Regions from separate parts of the Homo sapiens genome. Here region 1 is linked to region 2. Evidence: chromatin contacts called from ENCODE Hi-C data. All regions are on one chromosome and are shown on one strand. Each heading gives the region's core, a stretch centred on a gene start or an enhancer-like site at or near the end of the contact. The rest is flanking DNA. Distances are from core to core; before and after follow the strand shown. Region 1 overlaps TRPM3 (transient receptor potential cation channel subfamily M member 3). Region 2 has its middle 21 kb from the start of ANXA1.

The links. Hi-C counts contacts between places; a loop is a spot of excess contacts on that map. Pooled maps may share reads with other maps.
Region 1: a loop to region 2 is called in a map of naive thymus-derived CD4-positive, alpha-beta T cell, with 4 times the contacts of the local background. The contact joins two enhancer-like sites. A Hi-C loop is called at or near these places in 1 of 168 maps with a recorded cell type or tissue (naive thymus-derived CD4-positive, alpha-beta T cell), 2 of 37 single-sample maps with no recorded cell type and 7 of 50 pooled maps.

What each region holds. Positions count from the first base shown.
Region 1 is chr9:70,560,591-70,567,287 of GRCh38, forward strand. All of the region lies in intron 22 of TRPM3 (transient receptor potential cation channel subfamily M member 3), which reads right to left. Among named protein-coding and RNA genes, the nearest start is that of KLF9, 150 kb to the left of the region's middle. Within about 2 kb of position 2,886, at least 7 of the 41 ENCODE cell types and tissues checked have a DNase peak (open chromatin) inside an H3K27ac peak, as active enhancers do.
Region 2 is chr9:73,127,493-73,135,156 of GRCh38, forward strand. No RefSeq gene overlaps it. Among named protein-coding and RNA genes, the nearest start is that of ANXA1, 21 kb to the right of the region's middle. RefSeq lists an enhancer at 4,880-5,299. Within about 2 kb of position 4,984, at least 38 of the 41 ENCODE cell types and tissues checked have a DNase peak (open chromatin) inside an H3K27ac peak, as active enhancers do.

The DNA.
Region 1 (6,697 bases), core at 1,636-4,135, 2.6 Mb before region 2:
AAATCAGGATGTCTATAAAAGCCTGGTGAGCTACAAATTCCCTTTCCTTGGTGCCTCTGAAGAAGGAGCCAACGTGGGATTGAGAGGAATCTCTCAATTATGAACAAATCTAGAAACAGTTCATTAGACATTGATTATTCTTGTCCCTATCAACATGAATAACTTGGCCTGAGCCGTTCAGATGAAGTACGAGTACACAGAACAGTTTAAAAGTTCAGAGGGTGGAGAGAGAAATTAGGTTCAAGTAAGAGGTATCAGGGGCAGGCACCTCCACCCCAAAGATTAAGACACTTGCCCTGTTGATTTCATCCTATAATATGCAGGGAAAAGAAGTATTTATTTATTTAATATGCACACCATCTTGTCCCTAAAAAGTCAGAGAAATTTAAAATGGAACACCAATGTTTGATATAATCAGAGTCATCCTTAAAAATATGGCAAAAAAGGATATTTCTTGAAGAATGCCCCTTCCTCTCCTGTCTGAAGAAATGTTTCAAAAGCTCAGTCCAAATCACAAGCAATGGAATAAAGAGCTTAGTTGAGTATCTGACTACATTTATCCTATTTTTTTTATAGAAAGGATTTTCATCTAAAAATCCATCTTGAAAAGATAACGAGACAAAGAGGATTTCTCCACCTCCTTTTGAAAATCTATACAGTTCGCCATGGAGGATTTAGAATGCCATTAGCACAGCTGCTGTGGCTTTACTGGGAGGACAAATTTGATTTAGATAACGCTGCCCTTTGGCCTTTTCCTGACACAACGTTTTCCTTGGCAAGACAACTGGAGATGCCTCCCTTTGCATGGCTACATCTTTCTAGAAGTTTCCTTATCTGAGGCTCTTTGATTGTGGTGGGTCCAGGTGGAGGTTTTCTCTGTGGAAACATGAGGCTCTTTCTATTGCTTTCAGTAGGTGACTGCCAATATCCTCTTATAATGGACAAGAAGAGCAAAGGTCGCTGAAAACCAGGCAAGCCCAACTTTCTAGAGTCAAAAGCACCATCTACTAGCATCCCCTTTTACTTCTTTTGTGGCTTAAGTTTTTTCTCTTCACCTAACCCAAACACTAGGTAAGATGCTAACTGATAATGATATGGCGCAAAGGCAGCCACTGGAAATTGGTGGGAGGCCTTGGTTTCTCCATCCATGAACAAAGGGAGTTGGGTTATTGATATTCTCTACAGTGCAACAGACACACAGCTTGGGAAGTCCAAGATGGCTTTAGGACACACAAGCAGGGCATTAAATGGCACTGAACTAGATAGTAAGGGATGACACTGTCAAGCTTCTTTCCATCTTCCTGACGCCATCAGAGAGAAAGTGTTAGTTTAAGCATACTATTCTTTTAACACTTCCTTAATGTTTGCTAAATTCCCTTTTTTAGGAAAGACTGAGCTCAAGCATCTGGTAGAATTTCACAACAATGTAGCGTTTTTCATTCTGTTTATTTTGTGGTTATCCTCTATTTATGTCAAATGATACTGATTTTCAACTTGTGACCCTAAATCTTTAAAAATAAATTAAGTTTCTAAAAAATGAGCCAATTTAACAAAAAATATTTAAGAGTAGAACAAAGGTTATAAACTAGTGAATGGGGGTATGTGGTTGACTGAAGTTTGGGAAATGCTGGATTAGATTATCTCTAAACTCCATCTATTCCTGATATTTTGTCACTCCACGATTCCAGGAAAAGGAGCAAAAGACTTGAATTTGCCCCAAACTGAATCATCTATCCCAGGAGCCAACTGTAGGCCACTTGTAGAACCTTAATCTTTTTATTCCTGGTAGAAAAGCAAACTAGCTCCCACTGCATTAAATGGAATTCAGCCCCTACCTGGGGAAAAAAAGGGACCAATGATATAGCCTCCAACTCTTCAGGGCCATCTTGGCTTCTGGTCTATCTGCTATGTGCACACAGTTTCAGCTTTGAGCTATTCAGAACCCACTATTAAGCTCAATGTCTCATTTTTTAATCCAGTAAATTAGCAGGATGTCGCAAATCTAGGTATGTTGTGTGTGTGTTGGGCAGGGGGGAGGTATGGGGGGAAGAGCGTCCTGGGGGAGAAGTGGGGAGAATTCAATTCCCTGTTACTTGGTTCCATGTTCTTCCTATCCTATATATCTAGCTTTACCTGGAAACAAAAATTATTTATTTGAAGAGGGCTTCAAAATTCTAACCTTAGTATTTCATTATTTTGCATCAGGAATTAATATCAGAAATATTTTATGCAAATCTTGCCTTGGAAGAATATATATCTAAACTAGCCTATTGTACACGCCAGTGGGTTTGCTGTCATGATTAGGAGATCGATTGCATTAACAGCCCCAATTTCTCTCCCCTCCCTGGATCCACACTGCTTTGTCATGTGATGTTAGAGTTTCTATCACTAAACAGGTGGGATCTCTTTCTTCACCTCTTGATTCTGAGTTTGGCCATGTGGTTTGCTTTGGTGAATGGAATGTTAGCAAATGTGACCCACACAGAACCTTGGAAAAGCCCTTAATGTTTCTGTTTCCACTTTTTGGCTTCCGCCATTACCATAAGAGACATGCATGAGCTAGCCTGTTGGAGAATGAAACACAGGGAACCTTTGCTTCTAGGTGCTTGTTTTCTGAGCTGAGGCTGTTCTGGAGGAGGTGATAGCCCGCTGACCTCCTGGCAGGTGATTGAGCCCAGCCCAGACCAGAAGAACCATGCAGCCAACTCTCAGTCTTCTGAGCTCAATACGTGCTTATGGCGTTAAGTTCTGAATTCTAGGGTGGTTTTTCCTGTATCATTTTTGTGTTGATAGATACCTGATAAACAAGCTAAATTTCCCTTGCCCTGCTCACAGCTGGAAGAGGTAGCCCTACGTCCTTCAGGCTGACAAAGTCCTTTCCTCATTTCTTCACTTCTCCTTTCACCCAATTCAGGCTACAGATGATTGGAGCAGATTCCACCATTGACCAAGAAGGAGTGAGTTCATTGAATGGCCAGTGACTAATCAGACTCTTTGTGTTTAGAAATAAAACAGAAGTGCAGAGACTTAAGTTAGATGATGGCATGTACTTAAAGAACATATAGAGCCTGACCTCACTGGGTCATGTAAAGCAAGCCATATGAGAGAGGGATGGTGGAGGAAGGGAGAAAGGAAATGGGAGAGAGAGCAAGAGAGAAAGAGAGAAATGATTGATTGATTATTGATTGAGGCAGGAGAGAAGTATAGAGAAAAGCAGATGAGTGTGGTCATGTCTTCTGATTCTGACTTTACAAAACCACTTCTGGTTTTGTTCCCAGTCAGCTCACGCATGTCGTGCTCTGCTTCCTGTCTTTGAATGCCTCTGTGGTTTTCTCTTAGGCACTTACAGTCAGTCTTTATTGAACCTACTCTGTGTAGTTTTGTTTTCTTACAATCAACATTTTTCTCTGGTTGAGAACATAGTCGCTAAGACTTCAGAAGGAATCAGTTTCCTTGCCTAGTAGTTTCATCAGAGAAGGGAGGGGCTGTGAGAAGGGAGAGGGAAGCTCTGGGAAGGGTTAGAAGAATGGAAATAATTGTGTTTAACTCAGTTTTACTCAGGGCTTGCCTCATCATCATCATTACACCTTCCTTTTGATATTTGCATATACGAAATAGGATTAGATAAGTTCTTTCCTTCTTCAAACCAAAACAACAGAAAAATTTCAGAGAAAACATAAAATAAGTTACTCTTTCAGATTTTTGTGTTGCTGTCCACCTACCTATAATTCATCACAACTCCCTGACACGCAACAATACACCTTTCTGAGCAATGAGGGCAGGAGGAGGCACCCCTTCCCCTGTAGGTGAAGGGAGCTGGAGTCCATTCTCATTGCCTTTACTGTGGAAGGTTTTCCCTGTGAGTCCACACTACCTCAGCCTACAGGCCACACACTAAGGAATATGCTTGTTGTTTCTGTTTAAAATGGAATTGTATTACTTTTCAGAAGCCCATGCATATTTAGGGTATTAGAGTATTCAAAGAGGGAAGAGCCAGGGCCCTCTTCAAGAGGGGCCTTCTTAGGAAAAGAACCAGCAACCTCATATCAGGGCTCTCTGTGCCTGGAAGGATCAGTCCAGTGAGCCAGACTGCATGTCTATGTGTAAATGCACATCAGGGGACATGAGGCTACACCACCTCCAAAGAAATAATCTATGGCTCTTGTCGACTCCCATTGCATTGTGCCTGAGGGGTTATATGATATCTACAGAAATGATCAATGTGGCTCCTAATATTCAGGAATGCGTATATAAGCAAATAAGTTCCTGCTGACATTATTTACAAATCCCCTGGTAAGAGACAATGCAAGAAACACATCTGTACTTACAGCTCACGGTTCAGGCTCGAATCTCTCTGATCTGCAGGCACTAATTCCTCTCTGTGCCCTCTGGATCCCAAGCTCTGTTTACTGTTAAAACTTGAGCTTTTCACGCTTCAAGTGATGCTCCTCAAACAACCAAGAATCCAGACAATAGGCAGTCCACATTCCGCTTAGAATCTAAGCAGCTGTTGGCTCTTGTGTTGGGACTATGTGTCCAAATGTATGCTGCATATGAACTGCTAGGAATATGATAAAATAGTTGGGTGACAGCACACCCTTGTATAGTGGGCTAACAACGTTATTCTTTCCCAGAGCAACATTGACACGTCAGTTAAAATACAACAAATAAACATTTTCATCTTGGCAGATTTATCTGTTTTTATTTTTATTTTTTTTTTGAGACAGAGTTTTGCTCTTGTTGCTCAGGCTGGAGTGCAATGGTGTGATCTCAGCTCACTGCAACCTCCAACTCCTGGGTTCAAGTGATTCTCCTGCCTCAGCCTCCCAAGTAGCTGGGATTACAGGCACAAGCTACCATGCCCAACTGATTTTGTATTTTTAGTAGAGACAAGGTTTTGCCATGTTGGTCAGGCTGGTCTCGAACCGCTGACCTCATGTGATCCACCCACCTTGGCCTCCCAAAGTGCTGGGATTACAGGCATGAGCCACTGTGCCCAGCCTAGATTTATCTGTTAAAAAATAATAAACTGAGATACCAATCAAGTGAATTGCGGTGGGGGCGGGGGCGGGCCAAGAGGGAAAGAATAGGCAAGGCACTTTGCTGTTCATCATTTTTTAAATTATATTTTAAATAATCACATTATCCCACATTACTAAATCATTTTGTGAAGTCACTAGACACAAGGCACTAACCTTGGGTAGGTTCAGATTGAGACTTAGATCTGGCATTTTGCCATCTATGTCCTATGGGTAAGTCCTTTGATGTGTCTGAGCCTCAGTGTCCTCATTTCTAAGCCTGACCTAATGATGATAATAGAAATAGTGTTAATAACAGTGATGATGACACATTTCCAGCTTCCCTCATCATTCATTCAACAGGTATTTATGGAGCCCCTATTGTGTACCAGGCACTATTCTAAGTGCTCGGGATGCATCAGTGAGCGAAACATCAAAGATCCCTGCCCCTAGACTATCTATACTGGGAAAGGGATGGTGGTGGTGATAGTGGATGGACAGAAAAGAAACAATAGCATAATAGATAAATAAGCTAAGCAGGCTGTCAGTAGGTGATAAATGCTGTGGGAGAAAGTACAGAATACAGGGTAGGAAGGATCAGGTGTGATGCGGGAAGCCCACGGGTGGTGGTGGTAAGCCACACTAAGAAGGCAAGATTTGAACAAAGACTCCAACCTCAGATGAGGGAGTTGGCTAAGTGGCTCTCTGGGGAAAGGATGCTCTAAGCACCAGGCACTGCTTAGAGCTACATCCTGTGAGCACAAGAAGGTCCCTGGTCTGGAGTAATGCCAGGGAGTAGCTGGAGAAGAGGAAAGAGCACCGAGAGGTGGGAGCAGGGAAAGCAGCATGTGGAGGCTTTGGAAGGACCTCAGAGGATCAAATCAAGCTCCAAGGCAAGGAGATAAACTTATAACAGTAAGGCGTTATTATTTATTGTAATCGTTTATTGGATTTATTAAAGAAACTGAGTAATTGCTCCTCATCCATTCCACCTCTGGCCTGATGGTTTCTTATCTACTAAGTAAACCCTCTCTTCATGATTTCTATTTTCCCCACCAGATCCTCAATGCCCTTACATGAAATAGGGAATGGCCCTGCTGTACCTAGTTGGGGGAGATCTGAAGGCAGCTGAATGTTGGTCCTGTGCAGTCTGCAACAGTGACTCTCAGACTCCTTTCTATGTCCACCTACTGTAAGAAATGGAGGGCGAAGGAAAATGCGTGCCAGGGAGGGCTCAGGTTTCCTCTCAATCCCACCCACATACACAGCTGCCCTGCCTTTATTGGCCAAACAGCAGTCTGCCAAGAGAAAGCTGATTTCTAATCTGGTTTGAGCAAAACCAACCTTTATAGGTAGATGAAAACCTCACAGTATGAGGTTTGGGAGAGGGAACAAGGTTCTTACTGACGACATCAGGGCAGAAACCCAGCTTTTCTCACTGCAGTTAAACTCCTTAGTGGTTGCTGCTTAGCTCACACTGTTTACTGCACCTGCTGTGTCAAAGAACAATAAGCTTGGATGCGGGAAAAATCCTTCTGTTCCTTAAGCACCTTAAACTTTTTCCAGGCAAGAAACCCAAACTGAAGCTATAGCCAGAGGTTAACCTGAACAATTTTCTAGACAGTTTCACTCAACAATGACACCCATCATAAAGTATGTAAAGAGAAAGGGTAGATTTA
Region 2 (7,664 bases), core at 3,734-6,233:
AATCAGATTTAACAAAGTAGACTAAAATATGGGTCTTATTATTAGTCCTTTATGGAAGCAAAGAGGTTCTGCCACTTGTGTGATTGTTTACTGCATTTTTTTCTTACATATAGACAACAATTCTCAAAGTTGGCTATGCATTTTGTTTTTTAGGACTGTGATGGAAATCCCTGTGTGTGCAGTTAAGAAAACAGAATTTAATATATATTAAACTAAGCAGAGGCTTTAATAGTAATCAATCAACTAAGTGTTCTTTTTATTCTTCCAGTATCCTAGACTTTCCTTATCCTCGGTTAATGTTGTACCTGGTGGTCTAAATTGATCATTCTGTGGGGGACACATTTCCTCAGCCTTGAAGGAACTGTGCTCTTGGTACCCTGCCCTCATCCTACTACAGCTGCTGTATTTACTCATTCACTTTTATCAGCAGGTGGAGAAACGTCAAGATGTATCCAAATGATCTTCCCGGGTCCATAGTTGATACTCTATTATATAAAAGCTATCCTGGGTAAACTTTTTAGAGCAGCCTACATTGACCAAGTATGAGTGGCAATTTCAGGTTCCTTTTCTGGAAAAAACAGGATGTCTAATGGAGCAAAAGCTAAAATTGTGAGGACAGAAATCAGGTGTTCTGCAAATGGTTTCCTGGCAATGAAGGCTTAGGGCCAGAGAAGACACCATGGGTGCTCTTCCCTCTGATGGCTCTTTCACTACATTCATAGCTGCCTCAGTGTGCTCTCAGTCCCATGAGACAGCACCCTGTGATTATCAGTGGCTGCTGTATTAGTTTGCTAGGGGTGTCTTTAAGACTGGGTGTCTTAAACAATAAACATTTATTTTCTCAAGGTCCAGAAGCCAGAAATGTAAGATTAAAGCATCAGCAGGTTTGGTTTTTCTGAGAAAACTCTCTCACGTGGTATGGCAAGGAGAGAGGCCATTTCTCTTTAAAGGCCCTATCTCCAAAACAAGTCACATTCTGATGTACTGTGGGTTAGGACCTTAACTTATGAATCTGGGTGAGGGACCTGCAATTCAGGCTGTCACAACCACTTTATCTGCACAAAAGGGAACTAAATATGCCTGGAAATTTACATTCCCTCAGTCATAGCTCTAAATCAATGACTGGTAGGTGCACAGGTAAGACTTTACCTCTATTGACCAATTCAGAGTTGAGATCTATACTGTGCCCAGAAATGCATGGCAGGCTTGAACAAAAGATGTACTTCATTGGAAATTGCTTGATAATGCATCCTTTATTGGTCTTCTTCTGTTATTATTCCCATTTCTCTGTAATTTCTTGGGAATATACTCTAATACATAAGTTACACACAAATTTTCATCATAAGATTTGTCTTTCGAATGCTGTTATGGGTTGAATTGTGTCCTTTAAAAATATATCTTAAGGTCCTAACCTGTAAATATGACCTTATTTGGAAATGCAATCATTGTAGATGTAATTAAGGTAGGGTGAGATAATGACACTATGTTAGAGTGGGCCCTAAATCCAATATGAATGGTGCCATTATAAGAAGAGGGAAACTTGGACACAGAGATAGAGACACTCAGGGAGAATGTTATCTGACCACAAGGACACAAAAAGGAGAGTGCCATGTGAAACCAGATGTAAATATTGGAATGGTGCATCTATAAGCCAAGCAATGGCAAAGATTGCCAGCAAACCACCAGAAGGCAGGAGAGAAGCACAGGACATAATTTCGTTTGGAGCACCCAGAGGAAATCAACCCTACCGAGACCTTAATTTGGAACTTCTATCCTCCAGAAGTGTGAGAGACTAAATTTCTGTTGTTATATGCCAGCAAGTTTGTGGTACTTTCTTATAGCAACCCTAGGAAACTAATGAAGAAACGCAACTTGAAAATAGGTTATTTCAGAAGTGGTCCTAGGAAGCATACACTTAGGAAGGGATTCTGAGTTAGATCACTTGCCATCTGGATAACAACTGGATCACACTGTTGGAGATTAAACTGTTAAAAACTGAAAACTCTAGCACTGTCATTGCATAACTTTTGCCAGTGGTGAGTTGGCATGGGATACAGATGAAAGGAGACTACACATGCATTTCAGAGCTATGGGGGGATTTATTAATTATAAGATTTGGAAATTGGTTGGTTGTTGCTAAGTGTCATTGTGCCGAAGAAGAAAATTGACAAGCTCAGGTTTGTCCGTTACTAACCAGGGGCATGGTATGAAAGATTGGAGGACTCCAGGGCAGCATTTAAAGAAACCCATGCTTTCTATAGCTAGAAGACAGATTGAAAGGAAGACTGGATGATAAACTTTACTATAAAAGTAGTAGAAATACAACAAAAGATGAGTTAATAGCCTTGGCAAGGTTTTATGCTAAGTCAGAACCCTGATAGAGATGGTGCAGAGAATTGTAGGTGGATGTGCTCAAAATTATAGAACTCGCAGATTCCTTTGAACCCCTGGGCATATAAGAGTGGCTTATTTAGTTTTGCTGGAACATAGCAGCTTTCTCTTGCTTGAAGGCCACACCAAAACCTCAACCGAGATGGATGCCTTTGACGATGATATTTGTCCTTATCAAGATCTGACTTCACTTTCTCTCCTGTCTTCTAGTTCTGTATCTAAGTCTCAGCATGGGCCAACCAGGGAAGGGAAAAAATTACTCTCCAAAAGAACATCAAGACGTGATTAATTTGCAGCAAAAGGAATCAGGACAGCATGCCAGGAAGTATATCTTGATAGCGCTGGATTGGGGTGAGAGCTGGGGATAGTGAGAGAGAAGCTTGATAAAGGAACATTTGTCAACAAGGGAACATTCTTCCATGACTGAAAACTCCCTAACAAGAGCACCTGGGAATGGTTCTAATACGCTGCTTGGATGGTTACTAAAAGTTCTGTAGGGGGAAGAAAAAGGCTCACATTAAATTAAGCAGAGATGACAGAACTGCTTTAGCAGAGTTTTGAGGAAGGGCTCAAAAGGCTCAGAGAAGTGAGCATGCTAGAATGATTCTATTGTGTAACACCAGAGAGACTACCAGCTGATTATGTTCATTGAAGGGCCAGAGAACATTCTCATCACAAAGCTGATAAGGAATGTGCTATTGATGGAGGGATTGGCATATTTGAGAAGCTTAGTGATAGCTGGACCGAAGTTGACAGTAGGCAATACTGTTAGAGAACTGGGCTCCCTAGTGTCAATGGAAATGATTATATTCCAGAATATCAGGGGTCAAGTGCAATATAGTCAACCACTAGAGATCTATGGTGATGGCTGATATCCCAAGGTGTTTATCGAGAAAAAATAGATGGATAGACAACAAGAGCGTGGTTGGCTATACATAATCAAGGATGATTAAAACTGGATGAGCAATTGGAAGCCTCATGTCATCAATGCCCACGGAATATTACTTCTTGACCCAGTTTAAAAACCTGCACCAATTCTCAGACCCACAGAAGGAAGCTGCAATGCCACAAGCATACACAGCAGAGATTTCTGTGCATACAGTTGTATACATTTTAAAAATAATCCACTTATAATTTGAATTACAACCAGGGAGTCCACTATGCATATTCTAGTCTCTTTATCTTGGGTAATGATGCTTCTCGTCTCTGGAATACCCTTTGGCACCTTCTCTATGTGAGTGCTATTTCATGTTTTAAGGCTTACAGTAACCTTTCTCGATGACCTCTATCTCTTAGTAGAAATCACGTTCTCCAAACAGCTATCTTGTTCATTTAACATTTACTATATTCAGTTTTGAATGGTTGTTAAAATTTTTATGTAAATAAAAGTTTTTTGGAATTGTCCATTTGATATATTTAATTTATTCCATTTATTAAACTTGAAGTAGACCTTCGAGAATCAATTATTATTGATTCTCAAAATGCAAATATTATTATAGTTATCCCTTTATCCTAGATTGTTAATTGGTTGAATTATTTGAAATCCTTGAGATAAACTAAAATAGACAGGAATACTTAATACAGAATGATTAACTTGGGTAGATAGACAGATTAAACTTAGCTTTTGTTTAAAAGCTGGAATTCTAAGTAGTCAACATCAGATGAGTCAAATGAAAATTGATACCCATTGTAGAACTAATGAATGGTCTTGCAGTTTAAGTCCTTTCTTAACTCTGTCATCTTTTACTTTGTAATGACTAAAAAGCTACAATTACTATCACAGGAGTCTTCAGTATGTTACCATGCCAAAACTGGGAAATGTGGCTGGCTGTTTCCTAATGGAAAATTGTTAGCTTCTTGGCGACATGAAGAAAAGGATGTTGGGATTGCCCTTTCAGACATCAAAATTCATTACAAAACTTTAGAAATTAAGATACTGTGGTACCGGGAACGAGAAAGATCAAAAAATAGACGGAAGAGAACAGAGAAAATTGAAAGACATATCTATATGTCTATATCTGCACATACAAATATGCATATGCAATCACACATAGTTGATAAATCTCACAAGAAATAAAATTTAAAAGAAAGAATCAAAGTGAATATGGTGTTAGTAAAAAAAAAAGGCTATGAATTTTTGAATACTTTTTCCCAAGGTGGTGACATTCCAGCATATACTACAAACAAAAGAGGCCATTCACCGGATGATATCATCCCTTCAAAAATAAACTTATCCTCAATTTCCTGATTAAAATCAGACATTCTTCTGCTTGACAGAGGTCCTTACTTCCTGTTTTCTCTAGCATTTGCCAAGTGGCTCTGAGGACTTCGGTGTAAGAACACTCACTTAACTGTTCTGTAGTGCTGACTTTGAATACTTGAACAATAACCCACATTTCTAAATTTTCAATTTAAATAATGGTGCTTTTTGTTTTTAATTTTGCCTCATTTTCGAATCCTAAGGCTATTAGAACAACACCAAGATGACAGTGTTTCTGCTGTAACTTCCGTCTGCTTCTGCTTCTCAAAGTTGTGTAGTATAATTATTTCTATAGCAACCAGCCGAGGAAATGCCTTGCCAGCACACAGACTCAAAAGAGAAACATGCTGAGACAGGCTCAGCCGTGGGGCTTCGGAGCGCCTGGAGTTTCCAGCATTAAACGCTACAGCTGCAGAAGCCCATGCTGTTACCTTCTCTCCTCATCCGTTTTTAGTATTTGTAATATTTCTGGCCCTCCCACATCTTTGGCAATGTTTTCTAACGTCCCTCTTCTCTTTCTTCAGTGTTTTTCATAAGAACGGTCCTTTCATTTCTGTTTTATGACGTATAGTCTTCTGATAATAACACGATAAGCATTGTGGTGGTTCTGAACATACAACGAAATTAGAAAAAGTGGAATAATAAATAATTCACTTGTTTTCCTTCAGCTTCATAAGGTTTCTACTAATCTGTTTTCCTTATGGGCCAAACTCTTAGAGAAATTTGATCAGGTGCCTTTAAAAATATAGAAACACGTTCAGAGAACTTCAAAGAATACAAAAAATAATGTATTTCTTTTCCAAAATAACTTCACTTTCATCATAAAACATGAAAAATGGTGAAAGAATCATTTCCAAAAGAAAACCTAAACTTGTCTGATTTCAGGACACACTTTTATCTTTAAAAAATTTTTCCTTACTGTTGTGAAAGGAAAAGAAAAGCTCAGGACCCCAAATTCACTATGCCAAAAGGGAAGAGTTAAACTTGGAAGCTGAGTCATAAAAATAAATAAATAAATAAATAAATAAATAAAACAACCCAAATCTGCCTCTCCTTTTGTTCCTAAATTGACAGCTAATGTCTTCAGAGGGGGCATCCCTCACCCTGACAGTGTAAATTAACAGTTTATCTTCACTTCAAGGGTACAGAAGTGTAGGAAAATGACACGGTGAAATAGATGGGTACTCACTGGCAGCAGTTTCATCAATTCTAGCTTCAAATTGTCACCTAATGCCATTGTTTTATTCTGTAACCTATAGATTTACTTTGTAATGATTGATTCTGTAAAATTGAATTATAAGGTTTATTTTTGTTAAAGTTTTTTTTTTGTTTTTTTTTACTACTTTTAGTTTTTTTTGGGTTTTTTTTGGTTTTTTTTTTTTTTTTTTTTTTTTTTTTGTGACAGAGCCTTGTTCTGTCGCCCAGGCTCTGGAGTGCATTGGTGCGGTCTCAACTCATAGCAACCTCCACCTCCTGGGTTCAAGTGATTCTTCTGCCTCAGCCTTCTGAGTAGCTGGTATTACAGGCACCTGCCACCACGCCCAGCTAATTTTTGTACTTTTAGTAGAGACAGGGTTTCACCATGTTGCCAGGCTAGTCTCAAACTTGTGACCTTGGCCTCCCTAAATGCTGGGATTACAGGTGTGAGCCACTGCGCCTGGCCTTAATTTTCATTTTCAATGAAAGTTTTGTTAAGTTTAATTTTAAAAAAACTTGATGATTCAAGGTTTCATTACACAAACTCAGGTAAAGTTACTGGATGAATGAATTCTTTTGTATACCTAATCCTGTAAACAAACCAGTAAAGGAATAGAGTAGCCTCTATATTTAAAATTCTGTCCCCAATATATGAAACTGACATAGTGCCAATGCAAATTAGCTCCCTTGCTGAACATTTTCATTCACACTGTACACACCACAGTGAGCCAGGACATTTCTTTCTCAGTAAGATGTTCAGAACTCTGGCCAACAACTGGCTTGATGTTTGCATTTTCCATGTGACGTAGTGTTTTCCTTGGTTGACTATTATGGCCCCACCCTGATGAGCCAGTTGTAGCAAGCCAAGCCCCAGCTTCTGTACCCAGAAGATATTCCACCTCTTGCTCAACAAAGCAGCCTTGGGTGTTTATGACACCTGAGGTAATGGTTCACAATCGGGATTCTTTCAAAAAGTACTCTCAGATTGATACTCTCTGTGTTTCCACATATGTCCCCTCCATGCTTTCAGAGAGGAGTCATGCATCCTAGAATCAGCCATGTATTGTGTCAAATGGCAAGAGGTATTTCCTGGAACATTTCTTAATTGTGTTGCTCTTTTTATTGAAATTGTGCTAAAATATAAATTCAGCACACAGGAAAAGAAACCTGTCCGTGGCCCATTAGAAGTTTCCAAATCGCCTCTTATTTGAAAGTGATGAACTATTTTTGTTAGATTTGTTGTTTTTTAATTTCTCAAATTTATTTCCTGAAGAAGAAATACAGTGTTTCCTAGGGTTTTGTTGTCGTTGTTATTTTTAAAAATAATTTATTTCATTTTTTAAGTCCAGATCTGTAGAAAATATAAAGTTTCTTTTTTCTCTGGGAGCTCTCATCTTGAAGAATTATTTGAAATGTATGATTATTAGCCTAAGAAAGCTGAAAATCAAATAAATTATGTTTTGATCTTCACAATTAGCAGTGTTTTTACAATATAATTTTTCATATTTTCTCTAAATTGTACATTCATATCATTGATGTAAGCAAAGTATTTTATGTTATAAAATTTTTTAAATTTCTAGAAAGATAAATAAGACGTGAATTTCAACCAATAGTGTCAACAATTATTTAAATACATTTTAGACACAGAATGGCAGAGTATTTAGAAGTGTATTGAATTTGATTACTTTCTAAAACGTGTGAGATCAGAGTAAGTCTTAATATCTATCCAGTTGACTTAATTCATGCTTTAATATTTTTCTGCTTGGTTTGTTTTGAAGATAGAAAAAAGCATTTTGTATTACATTTTCTGTAATCA